Regions from separate parts of the Homo sapiens genome. Here regions 1, 3 and 4 are each linked to region 2. Evidence: chromatin contacts called from ENCODE Hi-C or POLR2A ChIA-PET data. All regions are on one chromosome and are shown on one strand. Each heading gives the region's core, a stretch centred on a gene start or an enhancer-like site at or near the end of the contact. The rest is flanking DNA. Distances are from core to core; before and after follow the strand shown. Region 1 holds the start of NDRG3 (NDRG family member 3). Region 2 overlaps DLGAP4 (DLG associated protein 4). Region 3 holds the start of DSN1 (DSN1 component of MIS12 kinetochore complex). Region 4 overlaps SAMHD1 (SAM and HD domain containing deoxynucleoside triphosphate triphosphohydrolase 1).

Region 1 (5,757 bases), core at 1,748-4,247, 280 kb before region 2:
CATGCCTGTAATCCCAGCACTTTGGGAGGCTGAGGTGGGTGGGTCACCTGAGGTCAGGACCAGCCTGGCCAACATGGTGAAACCCCATCTCTACAAAAATACAAAAATTAGCCAAGCATGATGGCAGGTGCCTGTAATCCCAACTACTCAGGAGGCTGAGGTGGGAGAATTGCTGGAACCCGGGAGGGGGTGAAAGTTGTAGTGAGCCGAGATTGTGCCACTGCATTCCAGTCTGGATGACAGAGCAAGACTCTGTCTCAAAAAGAAAAAACCCCTAACTCTGCCATTTATTAACTGTGACTGAAAAATTTATTTAATCTCTTATCTCGAAGGTTGAGAGAATTATAGAACCTATATCACAGGGATGCTGTAAGAATTAAATAATATAAAAGTTTAGCGGTATCAGTATGCTGCAGGAGGTGAAGCCTGAACAGTGGGTAGATGATGGAGCAATTTGAGATGGGAAAGCTCGTTCTATTTGGAATACCAAATGGAGAAATCAACTGGTCTGTCAAATAACACAGGTGGAGAACTGGGTGGAGAAATCGAGACTGGAAATAACATTTGAGAGTTGCTGATGTCTAGTTCTTGATGACTTGAGAATGAATGATATAGTCCACAGTAGAGCAAGAAGGGAAAGTTTGGATGGTCTCATGGAAATCCAACATTTAAGAATCAGAGCAGAGCGGGACACAGTGGCTCATGCCTATAATCCCAGAACTTTGGGAGGCCTAGGCAGGAGGATTGCTTGAGTCCAAGAGTTCTAGACCAGCCTGAGCAACATGGTGAGACCCTCGTCTATATCTATCTCTATCTGTATCTCAAGAATCAGAGAAATGCTCTTAATTGCCTACTCTTTCATAAACAAAGTAGTACAATGGAGAGAGTTGGAGTGAATTTTCCTTTTTCTTTTTTTTTTTTGAGACGGAGTCTCGCTCTGTTGCCCAAGCTGGAGTGCAGCAGCGCAATCTCGGCTCACTGCAAGCTCTGCCTCCCGGGTTCACACCATTCTCCTGCCTCAGCCTCCCGAGTAGCTGGGATTACAGGCACCCGCCACTACGCCCAGCTAATTTTTGTATTTTTAGTAGAGACGGGGTTTCACCTTGTTAGCCAGGATGGTCTCGATTTCCTGACCTCATGATCTGCCCGCCTCAGCCTCCCAAAGTTCTGGGATTACAGGCGTGAGCCACTGCGCCCGGCCATGAATTTTCATTTTATCCTCAATTTCCTCATCTGTAAAATGGGGACAGATTATCTCTCTAAAGATGATTATACCCTCCCCCTTTTTATTTATTACATTGTATTGCATTTTTTGCTTATAAGGATTTCTTCAAACTCAAGAAGTATGTTTTGTGTCTTCAACAGTAAAATACGATAGAACAAAGAAAAATAATACTTACTGAGCTCTAAGCATTTTACATGCATATTATCATTCAGTCTTTGCCACAACCTTGTAACTTCTATTTCTGGGTGTGTGACATAGATGAGGAATTCGGGCATGGAGAGGTGTGGAGAGACTTAATTGTCTAACCAAGGACATAGGGATAAATAGTGGATGGTGAACTAGAACTAATTTGAATTCAGTAAATGTTAACGAACATAAACCATAAAATAAATGGCTGTGCTCAATTAATGTTAGTTTTCCTTCCAACTAAATTCAGTTCAAGAATTGTGCTTGATGAATAACAATATTATTGCTGCCCTCTGAGATGTTTGGTAATATTCATTTGTTCAGTTTGCCTTAATTAAAAGAATATGCTTTTAGTGGCCGGGCGTGGTGGCTCACACCTGTAATCCCAGCACTTTGGGACGCAGAAGCAGGCGGATTGCTTGAGGTCAGGAGTTTGAGACCAGCTTGGCCAACATGGTGAAACCCCATCTCTACTAAAAAAAAAAAAATACAAAAATTACCCAGGCATGGTGGCGCCCGCCTCTAGTCCCAGCTACTTGGGAGGCTGAGGGACTTGGGAACCTGAGCCGAGATGGCGACACTGGCTCGGGTTAAAAGGGCGTGGTGGCTCACACACCTGTAATCCCAGCACTTTGGGAGGCCGAGGCGGGCAGATGACGAGGTCAAGAGATCGAGACCATCCTGGCCAACACGGTGAAAACCCGTCTCTACTAATAATAGAAAAATTAGCCAGGCCCGGTGGCACACGCCTACAGTGCCAGCTACTCGGGAGGCTGAGGCAGGAGAATCGCTTGAACCCAGGAGGCAGAGGTTGCAGTGAGCCGAGATCGCGCTAGTGCACTCCAGCCTGGCGACAGAGTGAGACTCCGTCTCAAAAAACAAAACAAAACAAAACAAAAAAACTTTTAGTCAGTGGTACTTAATGGTAAAGAAATAATAGATAATAAATAGAGGAAGAGTGTGTCCTGTACATTTTGGTGTTAAATTGTTGGGTCATTAAGTTTAATATCTGCAATCATTCTGGGAAAAAAAATTCCATCTCTAATGTTGCATTCAAGAAAGTAGATGATTTGGCTGACGGTTGTAATAGGGGTGATACAATGGAGGACTGGTAATTCGGAGCCCTGAGTCTTGGACTCTAGTTCTTAAATTACTATGTTCATTCACCAAAAATTTACTAAGCTCTTTCCACGTGCCGAGCACTGTGCTAGGCGCCCTGTGACCTTGGGTATGGCTCTAGGTCACCTTAAAAGGAGGATGCCATACCCTGCAAGAGCTCTTAGGGGCTTCATAAGGATGCGACTCAGGGAACTGAGGGAAGCGCTCCAGACGCAGAGCTCAATGGCCCTGCCGCCCAGCGCCTCCAAAATCTGAGATTCTTCTCTGAGGAAACTCCGCAGCAAGAAAAACTACATCAAAGATGGCGCCGCCGGCCTCTCCTGGCTCAGCCACCATCTTCTCGGTAGTTCCCGAGGTGGACGGGCACAGCACTCATGCGCCGCCCTGGCGTCCTCGGCGCGCCTGCGCGGACCGCAGCACCTCCCCCGCCCCTCTCGCCGCCGCCGCCGCCGCCGCCGCCGCCGCCGCCGCCGCCGCTGCTGCTGCACTGACGGCGGGTGCCCGCGCCTCAGGTGAGTGAGCGCCTCCGCCCGGCCCGCGGGGGGCGCGCGGCGCCGCATTCGGGGGCGTCGCTCCTTTGCCCTGCTCCTTCCCCGCATCATCTCCGCGGCACGGCGAGGCCCTGGTGGCCCGTGCTGCTTGCCTCCCCCGTGCCCCCGGGGCCCTCTGCCCCGCCCCGCCCGCCCGCCGGACCCAGGTCAGCCCGGCTTTCCTCGGCCGCTCCCCGCGCCCAGCCCGCCGGCGACAGCGTGTGGGTAGCAAGAGAGCCTCCCTCCGGGCTCAACACCCTGGGTCACAGGGACGCCCCCCGCAGGCGCGAACCCTTCTCTCGCTCTGGCTCTGCAGGCGGCAGAGCTTGGTGGGCCTTGGGGTTGCTCATCCATCTACCTCGCCCGCTCCAAGAGCCCAGATGCTTGGAAGAGGGGCCGTGAGCAGCCCTTGCACCCGTCCGGCCCCAGAGCAGCAGAGGGCATCCTCTAACGGGACCCTACGACTACCCTACCGGGGAGAGGCTTCTTAGCCCCACTTAACAGCCGAGGAAACTGAGGCACGGAAAGGTGAAGTGCCATGCCCAAGGTCACGCAGCTGACAAGTGGCAGGGTCAGCTCTCAACTCAGGGTCTCGGGCTCTCAGGCCAGTGCGGTTGGAATTTGATCTCGTACCTTTGAAAAAATTTTGAAATCACTTGTCATCTCTGAAGTTGCTCTCGAACGTCGTAAAAGTAGGCTGCACAAAAAAGATTTTCTTGTTGTCGGAGTACAATTGAGGTGTTACTGTAATAATAATAGTGTTATTAATATAAGAGCTAACGTTCTTCCACCGCTCGCTGTGTGCCAGGGATCTTGCTAAGCATTTTATTAAGATAACCTCGCATAACCACCTCTGCACTTCCCAATCCAAATGCTTCCCCCTTCCTTGTCATGAAGCCCTTTTTTTCTTCCTGCAGAGCTGGCCTCCCTATCACAGGTAGACTAGGAGCCCCGTGGATTAGGAAGCAGGGAAGCTTTCCTTTGGTGGCTTACTGACAGAACAAGAGTGATCCTTGCCTGCTGGCATCCAGATCACCCCCGCCGCGCCCCCCCCCCCCCTTACCCTGGCCCTCAGGGGATATTATTAGCCTTCCTTTCCTGCCAAGAGAGCAGGACTGGGCTGACTGGGCTAGCTGGGCGGGCTGGACTTGGAGGTGACAGAGCAGATTTGGCTAGCACTCACCTCATTCCGGGGCTTTCTGTCCGAGGCTTTCTGCCTTTGCCCCAAGGTTGGGCTTGAACATTTCAGTATTTAAGATAAAGCAAGAAGAGAAAGAGAACATTGATAGAGTGGTGCTGAATTTAAGAAGCCTCCCATGATTTAAAGTTCCAAATGAACAGCTATAAAAATATGTGAATGTTTCTCCCCCAAAATAACTAGCTCAAACTGTCGTTTTTCTCCCTTAGCAAATCCTCCTCCACATTTCAAAGGCTCCACTAAATCACCACCTTCTCTGTGAAGCCTTCCCTGCTTGATTTTCCCAATTAGAATTACACGTTCACAAAACAGGGTCTTAGCCTCAGTCTTACCCTGCGGACTTCTAGCCCCTTGAGGGCATGGTCCATCTTTGCAGCTCCAGATGCCTGGCTCACAGTAGATCCTTGGTAAGGACTCAGTTAATTTCCACCCCCCCTTTTCATTACTCAAAGCGTGGTGTTCTTCTGGTGCCCTTCTGTTCCTCCTTCCTGCCCTTCAGTTTCTCTTTGCTTGTCTCTTCCTTCAGATTAAACTTGTCATCACCATTTACCACTCAAAGGCCTCCATCCACCCTGTTGTTTTTGAAAACTTGCAGATAAGAGTCTTGCATCAAAAAGCCTGTTTATGGACCGGGCGCTGCGGCTCACGCCTGTAATCCCAGCACTTTGGGAGGCCGAGGTGGGTGGATCACGAGTTCGGGAGATGGAGACCATCCTGGCTAATACGGGGAAACCCCGTCTGTACTAAAAAATAACAGAAAATTAGCCGCGTGTGGTGGTGGGCGCCTGTAGTCCCAGCTACTCGGGAGGCTGAGGCAGGAGAATGGCGTGAACCCGGGAGCTGGAGCTTGCAGTGAGCCGAGATCGCGCCACTGCACTCCAGCCTGGGCAACAGAGCTCCGTCTCAAAAAAAAAAAAAAAAAAAAAGCTTGTTTATGTTACTTGAACGTGCACTCACGATTGAGCTGCTTTTGTTTTTTGTTTGTTTTTTGTTTGTTTTTGTTTGTTTTTTGAGACGGAGTCTCGCTCTGTTGCCCAGGCTGGAGTACAGTGGCGCCATCTCGGCTCACTGCAAGCTCCGCCTCCCAGATTCACGCCATTCTCCTGCCTCAGCCTCCTGAGCAGCTGGGACTACAGGTGCTCGCCACCACCCCCAGCTAATTTTTTTTGTATTTTTTTAGTAGAGACAGGGTTTCACCGTGTTAGCCAGGATGGTCTCGATTTCCTGACCTCGTGATCCGCCTGCCTCGGCCTCCCATAGTGCTGGGATTACAGGCGTGAGCCACCAAGCCAGGCCGAGCTGCTTTTGTTTTATTATTATTATTATTATTTTTTGAGACGGAGTTTCGCTCTTGTTGCCCAGGCTGGAGTGCAGTGGCGCAATCTCGGCTCACTGCAACCTCCGCATCCTGGGTTCAAGCGATTTTCCTGCCTCAGCCACCCAAGTAGCTGGAATTACAGGCGCCCGCCACCATGCCCAGCTATTTTTTGTATTTTTAG
Region 2 (6,048 bases), core at 3,249-5,748:
AGCCTCCTGAGTAGCTGGGATTACAGGCATGTTCCACCACGCTCGGCTAATTTTTGTATTTTTAGTAGAGATTGGGTTTTGCCATGTTGGCCAGGCTGGTCTCGAACTCCTGACCTCAGGTGATCCGCCCGCCTCAGCCTCTCAAAGTGCTGGGATTACATGCGTGAGCCACCATGCCCAGCCTCTTTTGTTACTTTTGAAGTTCGGTTTGCAGAGACTTATGCCTTGGCTTGCTTTATACCAAGATGCTCCAGGATAAGGGCTCACGGGCTGCAACAGTCTAGACCTAAGCCACAGGCCCAAACTACAGGGACCTGAAGTGGAGAGGGCCCAGGATGCAGGTTAGGAGCCTGGGGTGGATCCTGGCTAGATCTCGGTGTGCTGCTGCTGCAGACTCTGGGAGGTCAGAAACTAAGTCTTTAAGGCAGCTCTGTCTGTCAGTGTTTCCCCAGGGCCAGCTCACTGCCAGGCACAGAGCAGCACTTAATAAATATTTATTGAATAAGTAGCTCAGCCACAGTGAGCTTGGTCAAGCCTCTTTCTACCAGTGAACCTCAGTTTCCTCTTCTGAAAAACAAGGATGATAAGAATAGTAATACTTTCCAAAGTTGGATAAAGATCTACTGAGATAATGTGTATGAAAGTGCTCTGCAAATCAAAACAAACTAAACAAATATTAAAGATCCAGAACCAACGTGCTGAAACAAAACAAAAAGAATGAATATACGGGAGAATGAGCAAATTTACGAGAAAGCAACTGGCTCCAGATGGTCATCAAATGAATTACTACAATGGAAAGGGACAGCATAGGTCACTCTAGTCCACTGTTCCAAAGTCCAAATAGCATTTCTCAGGCCACCTCTGTTCCAAAGGAGCAAAAAATCTCTCAAAACCTTTGTCCAGATTTTGGTATGACGAACACGGTTACAGTTACAATTGTACCCTGCATACCACTGGGCTCAGAGTATCTGCCAAAGCAAACTGGCATACAGATGCTGGGTGTTTGCTGGAGGCAAGGGACCAGCAGGGTGAGGGGCACCTGGAGGCTGTGCCTGCCATGTGGTTGCTCTGCCTCATGACCAAGTTTGTGTTCAGAGGAGTGTGGGCTGCACACAGAGAGAATGATTGGCTGGGAGGCCTCGGCCAAGCCATCAATTTCCTGGCTGTACACTGGGACCAACCACTGCTGCCTCCCATGGTAGCCACTGTGTAAGCACTAGTCCCCTTCCCTTTCCCTCTGCCCACTGGGGATTCCTGGCTGCAGCCTGAGAAATGAGTCCTAGCCTCCGTCACTTGGCTCTCCTGTGCAAGGCACCTTGGAGACAAGTCCCTTCCCGCCTTTGTGGGTGACTGATTGCGTTGGCTGGGCCCCTCTCTGGTGGGGGCTGGCTGAGAATTCCAACAGACCCAGTGGTGGACATGCCTACTATCAGACTGGACATATACACAGCACAACTCCGGAACCTTCTCACAGTCCAGTGTGTAAAACTGCTTGTGTGAGGGTCCCTAGCTCCTCTGACTCTTCCACCTTTAAGGAATTCTAAACTGGCACCCTGACCTTCAGGATCCTTAGAAAGCAAGATTTGTGGGCTTTTAGGATAAATGTGCTTGCTCCTAATTAAAGGGAAAGAAGGCTCAGCCCCTTGGGACCCTAAAAGCAGGAGTTCCCTTTCCAAGAAGCAGAGCTGAGCTGTGGGAAGAGACACGGTTTGGAGACAGTTGGCCTTGGGCCTGAGCTACCTTTTCCTTATCTGCAAAACAGGGATGGGAAGTCCATCTGCCTCTGGCTTATTGTACAGATTTCATGAGCGCCCTTGTGGAGCCCCTGGCGCAGAGCCAGGCAAACAGCAGGTGTACAAGAAATGTGCTCAGACTGCTACTTCCTGCCCCAAACCAGCAACACCCAACATTTTCCCTTCTGGCCCATCAGAGCGCTGGCCAAGCTTTCCTAAGGGAGCACAGCATCCTCTGCTACCCCAATTGGCTCTTCCCACTCCCATGGGCCCCACCCAAACCTCACCCTCTTGTGTCATCTGGATGCCTGCAAAGCCTCCTCCCTGTTGTGATTTTTATTCATTCCAATTTACCCAGCCTGATTCATCCTCTGGAAAGTCTTCCAGTTGTGCTACCTCTGCTCTAAAACCTTCCATGCCTCCCCAGTGCCTCTGCTTTTCAGCTGTTTAACACTGCCTACAACCTCCTGGCTCCACCCAGATTTTCCAGCCAGAGCCCTGATGCCTCAGCAAAACTAGCATACTGCTGTTTCCCTAAATGCACACTTATCATCCAGCCATGCCCTCTGCACCCACCTCCCTGGAATGTCGGCACCACCCTCTGCCTCTGCAAATCCAGCTCCCCTCAAAGGGCTCTTGTTTCCTCTGGCTCATGCTCACTTCTTCCTTCTCAGACAATGCTTTTCCTCAGCAGACGCTTAATTACAGAGTGTCACACAGTCTCTCATAATTGTAGGCTTGTCTTCTTGTCAGACCATAAGTTCCTCAGGGCAGAGACGCCTTGTCTGTCTATTAATCCCCATCCTCTCAGAGCCTGGCCCAGGGCTAGGAAGGCAGGGCCGAGAGAAGGGGGGGGGAGAGAGAGAGAGAGAGAGAGAGAGAGAGAGAGAGAGAGAGAGAGAGGAGAGAGAGAGAGAGAGAGACAGAGACAGAGAGAGAGAGAGAGGAGAGAGACAGAGAGAGAGAGAGAGAGACAGAGAGAGAGAGAGAGAGAGCAAGAGCGAGAGACTCGCTTTGACCACTTGGGACCACTTCTCTTGCTCCTATCCCATGAGGAAACTGTTCACTGGCCAAACCAGACCTCAGGGCTCCAGGCCAGTGATGTACAGAGACGAGGGAGCCCGGGGGAGGGAGGCAGAGATGTGGCTCTAGTCTTGCTCTGGGATCCTAGGCATCCCTACCCGTCCCTGGGCCTGCCTCCATGCTGTGGAACAGCCATGTTTTAGCTCTAGAATGTGGCTTGTATTTCTCTTTAAGGTAGCCTTGGTTTCTAAGAATGGGTGGGTCTGTCTGTTAACACAGCTGATTCCAGCACAGGTTGAGTGAGGAAAGGCAGCCACAGTCAGGTCTGGGAAATCTGGGAACCCGAGAGAGATTTACACCACACACCTCATCAACCTCATTACATTCCTGTAAGGACTAGACTTCATTCCTGCTCAGGTGTTCAATTCCACAGCCTGCACCCTGGCCCAGTCTGACTTGACAGTGCCTGCTGCCAGGACCAAGTAGGGGAAAGGTGACTTGCTTCTGAAAACCACCAATCCCCACACAAAACAAAGCTGATGATGGTGATGACTGCCATTTATTGAGGGGCTGTTACTACACGAGTTCTCATTTCCATCCCAATCTGATAGGGAGGAAAACGGAGGTACAGAAAGCTGACTAATCCAAGGTCACACAGCAACAAGCTAGGCTGTCATGCAAACCAGGGTCCTCTCAGTTCAGCTTTTCCCAGGTTGCAGCCGACAGGCTCTCAGCACCAGCATCCTCTAGAGAGCTGGTTTAAAAACCTAGGGGCATGTGATTCCTGCCCCAAGACCTGCCAAATGAGAGTGTCTAGGGATGGAGCTTTATAAAGACAAGAAACCCAAATTTTATATATGAGAAAACTGAGGCACAGAAAGGTGGCGTGACCTGCCAAGGTCATGCCGTAAGCATCCTCAGGAGTCCTGCTGGGACTCCAGAGCCAGCAAGGACAAACTTCCTGGGGGAGGTGGCATTTGACAGTGTGGGCCTCTAGGGGAAGAGAGGGCACTATAGGGGAAGAGGACAGCATTAATAAAGGCTGAAGCGGGAAAGGACAGGCAACAACTTCTCAAAGTGGCTAGGGGAAGGAAGAAATACATACAGAACCACGATGACAGCCTTCCCGCAAGAGCCCATCTGAGCTTCTGGGAAGAAAGCCTGTGTGGCATTTACAATCTGCAGGTCTCCAGCAGTGGCCCTCTGGGTGTGTCTGGTTGCTGCTCAGGATGAGAAAGCCACGGGAGGTGGTGACTCAGTCCCCACCCAGCCTCCAGATAGCCTCCTTTTAAATTCAAGATGAGCTCAGAGACTGGGGAAATGTCAAGAAAACCCTCCTCCCAGAACAGATGGGAACAGACCCAGGGAAGGCGGCCTGAGGGGTAGGCTATCAGGCAGAAGCCATAAACCTGGAGAAACGCTGCGGGCTGTGGAGAAGAGGCCTGGGCTACAAGTTTGCCTGTCACTGCTGTGGCTGTGGGCCCCTGAGCAGGTCCTTGTCTCTCTCTGGGCCCCCTATTTTTCATTCACCTGTGAAACAGGGAGAACTCCACTGGCTTCCGACTTCCAGGCCTGTTGGTGGAGAACAATGGTCGGGAAAGAGCCTGGCTGATTACACAATGCCTCACACAGCCTGGGAGAGATGAGAAGATCACTCCTATTACTATTAGAATAGCCACAGGTGCTTTCCTAGTTATCTAAACCCCAACCACAGGGCATGCGGGGGTGGGGGGGATGGGGGGGGAACTGGGCTGTCTAGTTCCTACAAAGAGAAAAGTCACCCAGATGTTTTTGGGAAGGGAAAGTTCACATTTATTAAGTGCCTACTGTGCACCAGATTTAAAAAAAAATACATAATCTCATTTAATCCTCATCATAATCCTGTAGTACAGATCTTGAGTCCAGATAAGAAAACTGAAGCTCAAAGAAATAATTTGCCCAAGATTACAAACGCAGTGAATGATGGAGACTGATTAAAACCAGGCGTTTGTGGTTCTGAAACCCAGAGTTTCTACTCTCTGGAACAGTTTCTTCTTTTTTTTTTTTTGAGACAGAGTTTTGCTTTTGTCACCCATGCTGGAGTGCAATGGTGCAATCTCAGCTCACTGCAACCTCCGCTTCCCAGGTTCAAATGATTCTCCTGCGTCAGCCTCCCAAGTAGCTGGGATTACAGGCGTGTGCCACCACACCCAGCTAATTTTTGTATTTTCAGTAGAGACGGGGTTTCACCATGTTGGCCAGGCTGATGTCGAACCCCTGACCTCCAGTGATCTGCCCGCCTCGGCCTCCCAAAGTGTTGGGATTACAGGCGTGAGCCAGCGCGCCCGGTCGACAGGGTCTCATTTTGTTACCCAGGCTGGAGTGCAGTGGCATGATCTCAGCTCACTGCAGTCTCGACCTCCTGACCTTCTGGATTCAAGCTGTCCTCCTGCCTCAGCCTCCTCCAAGTAGCTGGGAATACAAGCGCATGCCACCACACCCAGCTAATTTTTGTATTTTTTGGAGCAACAGGGTTTTGTCTTGTTGCCCAAGCTGGTCTTGAACTCCTGAGCTCAAGCGACCTGCCTGCCTTGGCCTCCCAAAGTGCTAGGATTACAGGAGTGAGCCGCTGCTCACACAATTCTTGAGGGATTCCATGATTTCAGAATCAGTCTTAGGATAAGGAATGTTATTCCCATTTTATGGATTAGGAAGCTGAAGCCCAAAGGAAAGTGACATCCCTAAAAGTGGGTGAGATGTGGGAACTGGGATCCTGCACCCCTCACTTCCAGGCCAGGCACCAAGCCCTTCTTCTTTTCCACTGCAAGTAGCTGAAGTAAAGCACCAAGCACAGCGTACACAGTAAAAAGGTCAAAGGATGTTAGAGATTGTCATTATACACCAGGGGCAGGTGATAACAGCATGACAGTGACTTCTTCAAAGGCAGTGCCATGGAACAGGACCCAGAAGTCCTGGCTCAAACCTCTGTGGGTCCCTGGCCCTTCTGGGCCTCATCTCTTCATCTGTAAGACAAGGCGCTTGAACAGCTGATCTCATTCCCTGCACCAAAGTTCTAGGACATCCTAAGCTCCTTGACAGCAAACCCCAGCTCTCTGCAGAACCTCTCTCGGCTGAGGTCTTTGTTCCCCTACTCTACAGGGGAAGCAGGAAAAGCAGCCAAGGCTCACAACTACAAAGTGACTTTATTCCAAGTGCCACTGTCCAAGCAGGGCCCACCCTTAAACAACAATGGGATGGAACATGGAAAATCCAACTGTCCCCCTGCACAGACATCCCGATGGGCACGCCCATC
Region 3 (5,464 bases), core at 2,850-5,349, 310 kb before region 2:
AGCTCCAACCCCCAGCAGCTGGGAAGAGAGCCAGAAGCTGCCCTTCCTCCTCATCCTGGCCCCTCCCCAGCCCCCGCCAATACTGTGAACCCCCTTCCCACTCAGCCTGGTTTCCTGGTGAGGGTCCTGCAGTCATGGGCCCTGGGGGACCCCCAGGGCAAGGCCCATGGGAGGGAAGGGACCAAGGGCATCCTTGGGCCAACTGTCCACCTCTCTTGTCCACTATTCTCTCCTTTCCACTTCTGTCTTCAAAAGGCTCCTTCCTAGGATGGATCGGGTGCTAGGACAACTGCAGTCCAATCCACCAGCTCTCCCTGCCCCTGTGTCTTATTTCAGACATGAGAATAACTGTACAGTGTAAACTTATAAAGCGTTTTTAATGGTTGTAGATTGGAAATAAAGTATGTCATATGAACAGCTGCTGTGGACTTGGCCTCCTCTCTGATTTTTCTAATGAGGTGGGTGGGGGCCCCAGCGGATCTGAAACCTAACTTTTCCCCACTCCCAGCTGCCTGGGAAGTGGGGAGCCCAGGGAGGCCACAGCCAGCTGGCTGGTTTGGAGTCACTTGGGAGGGGCCACCAGGTGTTCTGGCTGCTGCCTGCTGATACTTCAGCGTCTCCCACACAGTGTGATATGACCACTGAGAAACAAATGCAGTCTTCAAAAAGAAGAAAAATAGAATTGAACTTTTCTACAAAAGACTTTAACAATTTTATGAAAAAAAAAAAGACACTTTTAGGTGTGTGTCAATTGTCTATTGAAGCGTAATTAATTATTCCGAAACATTTATTATACCCCACAGATGCTATGGGTCAGGAATTTGGGAGCTGGGCAGTTCTGATTCAAGGTCTCAGGAGGTTGCAGTCAGTTGTCAGTCAGGCTACAGTCATTTGAATGCCTGATGAGCTGGAAGACCCATTTGCAAAGTAGCTACTTATGCCTGGCAAGTCATTGCTAGCTGTTTGCAGGAGGCCTCAGTTCCTCACCATGTGGACCTCTGTAGGCTGTTTGCGTGCCTTCACAACATGGCGTCTGGCTTCCTCCACAGCATGTGATCTATGAGAGAGCAGGGAGGAAGTCACAATGTCTTTTATAGCTAAGCCTTGAAACTCACAGACTAGGCCAGGCGCGGTGGCTCATGCCTGTAATCCCAGCACTTTGGGAGGCCGAGGCGGGCAGATCACCTGAGGTCGGGAGTTGGAGATCAGCCTGACCAACATAGAGAAACCCCATCTCTACTAAAAATACACAGTTAGCTGGGTGTGGTGGTGCATGCATGTAATCCCAGCTACTCGGGAGGCTGAGGCAGGAGAATCGCTTGAACTCAGGAGGCAGAGGTTGCTGTGAACCAAGATCGCGCCATTGCACTCCAGCCTGGGCAACAAGAGCAAAACTCCGTCTCAAAAAAAAAAAAAAAAGCCACAGACTATAATGTCTATAATGTCTGCAATATCTAATTGGTTATATAGACTAGCATTCTTCAGCATGGGAGGGGACAACACGAGGGCATGAACACCAGGAACCAGGGGTCATTGGGGGCCATCTTAGAAGCTGGCTACATGATACTTCATAGATCTCTTCTATGAGGGGCTAATAACAGCCAGGCATGTGCTAGGTATTGAGGATACAATGGATGGGCCTGGAAGATATGAAATCAAATGTTAATGGCAGGGGGAGCCCAGGGTGCTCAGCCAGCCCAGAGGAAACAAGAAAGGCTTCACAGAGGAAAGGACATCTGAATGACACCTAAGATTGAGATGTTGACCAGATGAAGGCCATGGTGGTGTGTTGTAGGCACGGGACTGAGGGGAAGTGGTTCCAGGGAGAGGGAATACCATGTGTGAAAGCCTCGTAGAAAGAGAGCAGAGCAGAACTGGGGAACTGAAAGAAGAGGCTGGGTCAGATCACACAGTGCCTTTTTTCTTTTTCCTTTTCTTTTCTTTTTTCTTTTTTTTTTTTTTTTTTGAGATGAAATCTTGCTCTGTTGCCCAGACTGGAGTACAGTGGCATGTTCTTAGCTCACCGCAGCCCTGGCCTCCCAGGTTCAAGTGATTCTCCTGGCCTCCCAGGTTCAAGTGATTCTCCTGCTTCAGCCTCTCAAGTAACAGGGATTATAGGTGCATACCACCACACCTGGCTAATTTTTGTATTTTTAGTAGAGACAGGGTTTTGCTATGTTGGCCAGGCTGGTCTCAAACTCCTGACCTCAACTGATCCGCAGGCCTCAGCCTCCCAAACTGCTGGGATTAGAGGCGTGAGCCACCACACCCAGCCTAATGACACAGTGCCTTATAGGGGAAAAAAATGTGTGCCTCCTGTGGACAGGAGGGAGCCATGCAACAATTCAAAGCAGGGAAACGATGTAGAAGATGTATTGGGTCTGTATTCCATGAAATCATTTTCTCATTGTGCCCCAGGATGGCCAGCCCTAGCTGGGAAGGAACACTGAGTTCTCTTCCTGGCACGTTGACAGAGAGGAGTTTAAGAGGCAGGCAAGCATAAAAGGAACTGGGTACCTCTCAACCCCAGAAAGTGATATTCAGGGAGCCAAGGGCAAATCTCTGCTTTCAGAATGGCTGCTGCAGCCAGCAGGCTGGAACCACAGGGTGGAAATTTCAGGAAGGCAGATTTTTGTCTCCCACCAGAAAACTTTTCCAAGGACCACAACTGCTATGGAAGGATGACCACGGTCAGCTCCAGCTGCCTCTCTCCAACCCCTCTTTTGGACTGTGGGCTGCTTATAATTCAATATTTGGAAGTTTTTCTGTGAAAGAAAGGACTGTGCACATCCAAGGGGACATTTTGGTGGCGTCGTGCTGGGTGCTGAGGAAGCAGCCCGCTCTCTGGAGCCTCCTAGACCAGCATGGGATAGTGGAGCAGGAACAGATTGGGCTCCTGGGAGCACAGAAAGGACAGTTGGTTTTCAGCCTAAGGCCAGAGAGAATGCTTGGAGAGAAATCAATCATTCCTTAGCTGAGGCTTAAAATTCGAGGATGTGGCCGGGCGCAGTGGCTCATGCCTGTAATCCCAGCTCTTTGGGAGGCCGAAGTGGGTGGATCACTTGAGGTCAGGAGTTCGCGACCAGCCTGGCCAACATTTTTAGTGGCCGTCTCTACTAAAAATACAAAAATTAGCCAGGCGTGGTGGTGGGCGCCTGTAATCCCAGCTACTCGGGAGGCTGAGGCAGGAGAATCGCTTGAACCCGAACCCGGGAGGCGGAGGTTGCCGGGAGCCGAGATCGCGCCACTGCACTCTAGCCTGGGCGACAGAGCGAGACTCCGTCTCAAAATACAAAAAAATTGGAGGATGTAGCTAGGAAAAGCAGGGAAAGCCTTCCCAGGCAGAGGGAACAGCGCCTGGGAATATAGCGCCTCAAAGGGCATCTGATGCCCTGTCCCCGTCCTACCCCTAAGGACCAGCCCGACCTGCCGCACCCCCCGACCCCGACTAAGGACACTGCGACCACTTGGGGGCGCTGCGACCTCCTCCCGGGTGAAATGAAACCCGAGGGCAGGCCCCCACCCACCAAGCAAGTAAAGCAAGCCGTTTGAGGGAGTGGCCTGGAAATGAGAGAGAAAAAGTCCTAGAGCAGGAGTGGGATAGACTGTGAGGCAAACTGAGCTCAGAGCTCCAGTCCACCCTGGGGAGAGTCACGGTCCACATTTTGGGAGTTAAGGAGATAAAGGGAGTGGGAACCAGAGCCTAGCGACGGGGACAGGGCATCAGATGCCCTTTGAGGCGCTGTATTCCTCCGGCAAGAATCTCTCCGGGCCTCTGTTTCCCCCATCTTAGATGGGCTCTGGGGCCGTCGGGCGCAAAAGGACACGATAGTGTGGCGGGTCCCGGAAAGGGACTCCCGGGCGGGGTGTTGCGGGGAGGTGGTGACGTGGCCAGACAGGACCTAAAGGACTTGGACTAGAGGAGCGGAGCTGGCAGGAGCGTTGGACGGCGGTGTACGCATGCGCGTCGGGCGGCGGTGTACGCATGTGCATCGCCGGAGGCAGGCGTTCTGCGCGCGCGTGCCCGAGAAACTGACGGCCGCGCATGCGCCCTTGGTTGGCGGGAGTTTCGGAGGCGGTGACCGTGACGTAGAAGGTGGAGACCGCTTCACCCTGATCAGGGAGTATCGGCTGCGGGTGCGCAAGGCGTCCAGGAGTGACCTGGGGCTGTGGAGAGCGACCCGTGGCCTTGTGTTTCAGGTACGGAGGTTCCGGACTGGACGGGCGTCAGGAAGTCACAGACTTGTCCTCTGATGTGGCCCCGCCCGCCGCCGCACTAATCTCTTCGGCGTCGTACCCGTCGGCCCAGCTCGACCCGCCGCAGCCCCGGCCCCGACCGTGGACACTGGGGGTCCCCGAGGGCGCTGCGACCTCCTCCCGGGTGAAATGAAACCCGAGGGCAGTCCCCCTTACCGACCCCATTAGAGACGTATCTGCCGTGCCAGGGGTCTAGGCTCCAGAAACAGGGGTGAGGACTGGGTAGAGGGCTGGGGTTCGAATTGCCCCTGTGCCCCCAGGCTGGCTGTGTCACAAGCTTGGGCCAGGCTTTTTGCCCCTCTGAACCTCAGTTCCCCTGTCTGCAAAGTGGAGTTAATGGTGCTTACGGAGTTGTGGAAGGGATTAAGTGGAATAACGATGCAAGTAAAGCGCTTACATAGCACAGGTCCTAGCACAGAATAAGCGTTTAACAGTTGACAGTTGTTGCTTTTCTAAGCCTGGATCTGTGTGATACAGTCGTTATTATCCAAGCCTGGATTTGTGTGATATTGTCATAAGGACCGTGGGGGATTCAGATCCTTGACCGAGCCCTCCTTGTTATCTTTTCCTTTTTGTCCCTCTGCATATATTCATATCTTTTTACTTAGCACCCCCCACAGACAGATTTCTGCTGGGAGGGAGGGGACGATGAAGAGATGCCTAGGTGACATCCCTGCCTTCCAGGCAGTTGTTCCTGACAGTCACTAGGAATACAAATACAGCCTGGCTGGGGAGACAGACATGTAAACAGATTTTATAGCCAATGCTACGAAGGCCAAGGGGCATAACCACCAACTCTGCCAAAGATAAGTGATGTGAAAGCTTCATATTTGAGCCAGGTTGGGAAGGATGAATAAGTTTAACAGGTAGAAGGACAGATATGTGCAAAGATTCAGAAGTAGTACAGGGAATAGGACTGGGAGGAGAGAGCAGGAATGGGTAAATTGGGACTAGTTTACCTGAGGTGTTGACTACACTTTGGAAAAGTCCCGGCAACTGTCTGAAGAATAGACTGGGCCGGGTGTGGTGGCTCAGGCCTGTAATCCCAGCACTTTGGGAGGCTGAGGCCGGGCGGATCACCTGAGGTCAAGAGTTCGAGACCAGCCTGGCCAATATGGGGAAACCCCATCGCTACTAAAAATACAAAAATTAGCCAGGTGTGGTGGCAGGCACCTGTAATCCCAGCTACTCAGGAAGCTGAGGCAGG
Region 4 (5,233 bases), core at 2,310-4,809, 470 kb before region 2:
TTTTAGTAATTTTAGTAGAGACGGGGTTTCACCATCTTGGCCAGGCTGGTCTTGATCTCCTGACCTTGTGAGCCACCTGCCTCGGCCTCCCAAAGTACTGGGATTACAGGTATGAGCCACTGTGCCCAGCCCCAAAATTGAGGCTTTTTATTTACCTTGTTGCAATTTATTTATTTTATGTATTCTTAACCACCTCAGATCTTTCCTGGAAAAATAATGAAAGTATCTATAGACAGGTCAGTTGGATTTGTTTTTAAATATTAATTAAAAGCTAACAGGGGCTGGGTGTGGTGGCTCACACCTGTAATCCCAGCACTTTTTTTTTTTTTGAGATGGAGTCTCACTCCGTCGCCCAGGCTGGAGTGCAATGGCACGATCTCAGCTCACTGCAACCTCTGCCTCCAGGGTTCAAGTGATTCTCCTGCCTCAGTCTCCCAAGTAGCTGGGATTACAGGTGCCCACCACCACGCCTGGCTAATTTTTGTATTTTTTAGTAGAGACAGGGTTTCACCACGTTGGCCAGGGTGGTCTTGATTTCTTGACCTCGTGATCCGCCCGCCTCGGCCTCTCAAAATGCTGAGATTACAGGCATGAGCCACCGTGCCCGGCCAATCTCAGCACTTTGGGAGGCCGGGGCAGGCGGATCACTTGAGATCATGAGTTCGAGACCAGCCTGAGCAACATGGTGAAACCCCGTCTCTAGTAAAAATACAAAAATTAGCAAGGCGTGGTGGCGCACGCTGCAGCTACTTGGGAGGCTGAGGCAGGAGAATAGCTTGAACCCGGGAGGCCAAGGTTGCAGTGAACTGAGATAGCACCATTGCACTCCAGCCTGGGTGACAGAGTGAGAATCAGTCTCAAAATAAATAAATAAATAAATAAAAGCTAATGGGTCGGTTGCTGATACAACTAATTATGTATATTTGATTATTTAATTTTTCTGTATTCTCTATTTACTCTGGTACAGAGTTGCTCTTTCAAACCAGATCATTTTCTTACCTGTCAGGAAATGCGTAAGTTAAAAAAGCATTCATAATCTTAGAGAAGGCGATGCCTCTGTTACATACAACTAAGCTGAGACGTTGGTCTGCATTTCCATTATGCAGTGTAGAGCCAGGAGGAAGTGGACAGGGAAGAATAGACAGTCTTTGAGATTTTCATGAAGTACTCACAGTATATTACTTTGGTTTTCTGTTTGTGTAGAAGCATTTTTAGTTAGGCACAACATGTGTCTATACTCAAATGTTCATTCATCAACAAATATTTATCGAACCTTACTAAGCCCTACCAAACCACAAAAAGATAACAATCGCCTCTGTCCTCATGTAGCTCAGAGTTCAGGGGAAAAGAATTTAGGAATGGCTCAGATGGAAGTGCTGGAAGTGCATTTAAGTACTTCATCTCCAATTATGTTGTAAACATTACAAAGCCAGATATTCCTACTTTAAAAAAAAACTGTGGTAAAATACACAGAATAGAAAATACATAGTCTTAAGTGTTTTTTAAGTGTACAGTTTAGTAGGGTTAAATGCATTCACATTGTGCAACCAATCGATTGCCAAAACTCTTATCATCTTACAAAACCAAACTTGCCAAAACTCTTATCATCTTACAAAACCAAACTTGCCAAAACTCTTATCATCTTACAAAACCAAACTTGCCGGGTGCAGTGGCTCACACCTGGAATCCCAGCACTTTGGGAGGCTGAGGCCAGTGGATCACCTGAGGTCAGGAGTTCAAGATCAGCCTGGGCAACATGGCGAAACCCCGTCTCTACTAAAAATACAAAACCAGCCGGGCATGGTGGAGTGTACCTGTAATCCCAGCTACTCCTGAGGTTGCAGTGAGCTGAGATCAGGCCAGTGCACTCCAGCCTGGGCAACACAGCGAGACTCCATCTCAAAAAAAAAAAAAAAAAAACACGAAACTGTATACGTATTAAACAACTCTTCATGTCTCCCCCCGCAACCCCCCGCAACCCCCTAGTAACTACCATTCTACTTTTTTTTTTTTTTTTTTTTTGGAGACGGAGTTTCGCTCTTGTTGCCCAGGCTGGAGTGCAATGGCGCAATCTCGGCTCACCACAACCTCCGCCTCCTCGGTTCAAGTGATTCTCCTGCCTCAGCCTTCCAAGTAGCTGGGATTACAGCCTTCCAAGCAGCCTTCCAAGTAGCTGCCTCAGCCTTCCAAGTAGCTGGGATTACAGCCTTCCAAGTAGCTGGCACCTGCCACCACGCCCAGCTAATTTTGTATTTTTAGTAGAGATGGAGTTTCACCACATTGGCCAGGCTGTTCTTGAACTCCCGACCTCAGGTGATCTGCCCACCTCAGCCTCCCAAAGTGCTGGGATTACAGGCATAAGCCACCGCACCCGGCCCTCTTTTTTTTGTTTATGAATTTGGCTACTCTAGGTACCTCATCTTAGTGAAATCATATAATATTTGTCTTTTTGTCACTGGCTTATTTCACTTAGCATAATTTCCTCAAAGTTCATCTATGTTGTAGCATGTGTCAGTATTTCTTTCCTTTTTTATTTTTTATTTTTTATTTTTAAATTATTTTTTATTTCCTTTTTAAGGTTGAATAATATTTTATCATATGTATCTACCACATTTTGTTTATACATTCATTTGTTGATGGATACCTGTTGCTTTTACCTCTTGGCTATTTTGAGTAGTGCTGCTATGAACATGTCTGTACAAATATATTCTCTTTCTTTTTTTGGGGGGAGGGTGGTGGGGACGGAATCTTGCTCTGTTGCCCAGGCTGGAGTGCAATGGCAAGATCTCGGCTCACTGCAACCTGTACCTCTTGGGTTCAAGCAATTCTCCTGCCTCAGCCTCCCAAATAGCTGGGATTACAGGTACCTGCCACCATGCTGAGCTAATTTTTGTATTTTTTAGTAGAGATGGGGCTTCAACATGTTGGCCAGGCTGGTCTCGAACCCCTGACCTCAAGTGATCTGCCCGCCTCAGCCTCCCAAAGTGCTGGGATTACAGGCGTGAGCCCCTGAGCCCAGCCAATCTTTTCAAGACCTACTTTCGTTATTGTGGGTGTATACCCAGAAGTGAAATTGCTAAATCACTGTGGTAATTCCGTTTTTAATTTTTGTGGAGCACCCATACTGTTTTCCATGGCAGCTACACCATAATACATCCCCACTAACAGTGCACAGGCTTCCAACTTCTTCACATCATGTCCAACACTTGTTATTTTCTGGTTTTCTTTTTTTAATAGTAGCTATCCTAAGGGGTGTGAAGTGGTATCTCACTGTGGTTTTGATGTGCATTCCTCTAATGATTGGTGATATTGAGCCAGAGGTCCTGCTTTTGGGATTCCGTTTGTGTGTGTTCCTGCCTAGTTCTGAAATATACTGTTCAGTAAAGTTGCCCTAAAGGTATGTTAGAATGTTTAAGGAAACATACTGAAGTTCTTGAGGACCAGAACTATCACTCCTCTTGCAAACAGAAAAGTGACTTTTTGTGTTTTTGCTCTGCAGGGTGGGGTATCTAGCAGGATGTCTAGTTCACGCACTGGGTGAAAAACAACCAGAGCTGCAGATAAGTGAACGAGATGTTCTCTGTGTTCAGATTGCTGGACTTTGTCATGATCTCGGTAAGCTGTACAAAGAGACAAAGTTGTTATGTAAAATCATAACATATGTTACCTCTCTTTGACGTTAAAAAATCAGATCAACCAAGAGAATATGGAAATTGTATTTTAATTCTTCAGTTGATGTTAGTATAAATGTACTGTTGCTTCTTCCTAGAATGATTCATAAGTAGAAAACATTGCTATTTTATTTTCTTGGCAACTTTCAGTGAATTTCTCATGTTAAACATCTTTGCTAAAGTGGTTTTTTTGTTGTTGTTTTTTTTTTGAGACAGAGTTTTGCTCTGTTGCCCACGCTGGAGTGAGTGGCTCATTATCGGTTCACTGCAACCTCCGCTTCCTGGTTTCAAGCAATTCTCGTGCCTCAGCCTCCCGAGTAGCTGGGATTACAGGCATGCACCACCATATCCAGCTAATTTTTGTATTTTTAGCAGAGACGGGGTTTCACCATGTTGGCCAGGCTGGTCTCGAACTCCTGACCTCAGGTGATCCACCAGCCTCAGCCTCCCAAAGTGCTGGGATTACAGGCATGAGCCACCGTGCCCGGCCATCATGTTTACTACAGGTTATATGAAAGGGCTTTTTGCTAGTGAGTTTTTCTTACTACTGCTTTTAGGATGATATGTGAATTTTATTTTTCTTTTATCCTTCTTATGCTTATTTTTTTTTTTTTTTTTGGTCTTTTTTTTTCTTCCTTTTTGTGGAGAACAGGATCTCGCTATATTGCCCAGGCAGGTCTCGAACTCCTAGGCTCAAGCTATCCTCCCGCCTCTCCTCCCTGAGAGCTGGGATTACAGGTGTAAGCCACCGCGCCTGGCCTTGTCCTTCTTATCAAATAAAATCACCATTTTTCCTTCGGTTATTTGGTGAAATCCATTTTTTTTCATATTTATAATCTCTAATCTGCCCAAGTGGATTAACACATTTAGAGAACTCCTTGTCTTTTCTGATCCATGTGAGGTCTTAGGCCACTTTAATCCAAGCAAAAGAATATAATCCTTTTCCTGTGACAAAGAGAAAGGGGACTGTCCCATTTATTTTTTTATTTTTGAGATGGAGTCTTGCTCTGTCACACAGATTGGAGTGCAGTTGGCACTATCTTGGCTCACTGCAACCTCCGCCTCCTGGGTTCAAGTGATTCTTCTGCCTCAGCCTCCCGAGTAGCGCCTGGCTAATTTTTTTCTATTTTTAGTAGAGATGCAGTTTCATCATGTTGTTGAAACTGGTCTCGAACTCCTGACCTCAAGTGATTCACCTCCCTTGGCCTCCCAAAGTGTTGGGAATACAGGCATAAGTCACCACGTTGGGCCGGGACTGTTCCTTTTAAATCATGGGGGTTTTTACCTCTATCCTTATAGTTTATTCCTACTTATTCAGGGACTCTGAGAGTTTGTGTGTACCCTCAGGGCAGGGGAAGGGAGGTGCATGCCACTGTTTGGATAGCCAGATACTTAAAGCAAGTAGGCACTCTTTTTATGTCCCCCGGAGACTTACAAAGAACCAATACCAGCCCCTAGATGATAAATTTGATGGATTCTTGGTATTTTGAGGGAGAATCATTGGGAAACCTTTGCCAGTCCCCAGGAGCCTGAGCACTGCATTAGCGAGCCTTTATGTGTAG

The links. A loop is a pair of places that touch in the nucleus more often than their neighbours do. ChIA-PET counts read pairs that join two places held with the same protein, here RNA polymerase II (POLR2A). Pooled maps may share reads with other maps.
Region 1: a map of CD8-positive, alpha-beta T cell shows a loop between it and region 2 (7-fold over the local background). The contact joins the promoter of NDRG3 here to the enhancer-like site in region 2. A Hi-C loop is called at or near these places in 11 of 168 maps with a recorded cell type or tissue (B cell, CD4-positive, alpha-beta T cell, CD8-positive, alpha-beta T cell and 7 more), 14 of 37 single-sample maps with no recorded cell type and 22 of 50 pooled maps. POLR2A ChIA-PET finds 5 or more read pairs at or near these places in 5 of 52 experiments (OCI-LY7, Panc1, T-cell and 2 more).
Region 3: a loop to region 2 is called in a map of CD14-positive monocyte, with 2.6 times the contacts of the local background. The contact joins the promoter of DSN1 here to the enhancer-like site in region 2. A Hi-C loop is called at or near these places in 11 of 168 maps with a recorded cell type or tissue (B cell, CD14-positive monocyte, CD4-positive, alpha-beta T cell and 4 more), 17 of 37 single-sample maps with no recorded cell type and 24 of 50 pooled maps. POLR2A ChIA-PET finds 5 or more read pairs at or near these places in 3 of 52 experiments (BJ, PC-3 and naive thymus-derived CD4-positive, alpha-beta T cell).
Region 4: a loop to region 2 is called in a pooled map of ovary, with 4 times the contacts of the local background. The contact joins two enhancer-like sites. A Hi-C loop is called at or near these places in 1 of 168 maps with a recorded cell type or tissue (Right ventricle myocardium inferior) and 7 of 50 pooled maps. POLR2A ChIA-PET finds 5 or more read pairs at or near these places in 3 of 52 experiments (A673, CD4-positive, alpha-beta T cell and PC-9).

The regions. Positions count from the first base shown.
Region 1 is chr20:36,743,330-36,749,086 of GRCh38, reverse strand. It overlaps NDRG3 (NDRG family member 3), which reads left to right and starts at 2,997. Exons shown (of 16, transcript NM_032013.4): 1 at 2,997-3,042. RefSeq lists enhancers at 2,744-2,843, 2,568-3,534 and silencers at 2,954-3,153, 3,184-3,373.
Region 2 is chr20:36,463,606-36,469,653 of GRCh38, reverse strand. The region is part of intron 7 of DLGAP4 (DLG associated protein 4); the gene reads right to left. Among named protein-coding and RNA genes, the nearest start is that of MYL9, 75 kb to the left of the region's middle. RefSeq lists enhancers at 1,970-2,019, 4,039-4,218, 3,794-4,719, 4,720-5,646 and a silencer at 3,854-4,148. Within about 2 kb of position 4,498, at least 25 of the 41 ENCODE cell types and tissues checked have a DNase peak (open chromatin) inside an H3K27ac peak, as active enhancers do; they include CD14-positive monocyte, CD4-positive, alpha-beta T cell, CD8-positive, alpha-beta T cell and 6 more, where a contact is called at or near this core.
Region 3 is chr20:36,772,398-36,777,861 of GRCh38, reverse strand. DSN1 (DSN1 component of MIS12 kinetochore complex) reads left to right here and starts at 4,099. Exons shown (of 11, transcript NM_001145315.2): 1 at 4,099-4,200. MTCL2 (microtubule crosslinking factor 2) reads left to right here. Exons shown (of 15, transcript NM_080627.4): 15 at 1-415. LOC124904894 (a long non-coding RNA gene) reads right to left here and starts at 2,727. Exons shown (of 2, transcript XR_007067574.1): 1 at 2,644-2,727; 2 at 770-1,057. RefSeq lists enhancers at 3,248-3,794, 3,754-3,833, 3,844-3,983, 4,114-4,173, 3,795-4,340.
Region 4 is chr20:36,929,142-36,934,374 of GRCh38, reverse strand. It overlaps SAMHD1 (SAM and HD domain containing deoxynucleoside triphosphate triphosphohydrolase 1), which reads left to right. Exons shown (of 16, transcript NM_015474.4): 5 at 3,500-3,615. Among named protein-coding and RNA genes, the nearest start is that of SAMHD1, 20 kb to the left of the region's middle. Within about 2 kb of position 3,559, at least 5 of the 41 ENCODE cell types and tissues checked have a DNase peak (open chromatin) inside an H3K27ac peak, as active enhancers do; they include CD4-positive, alpha-beta T cell, where a contact is called at or near this core.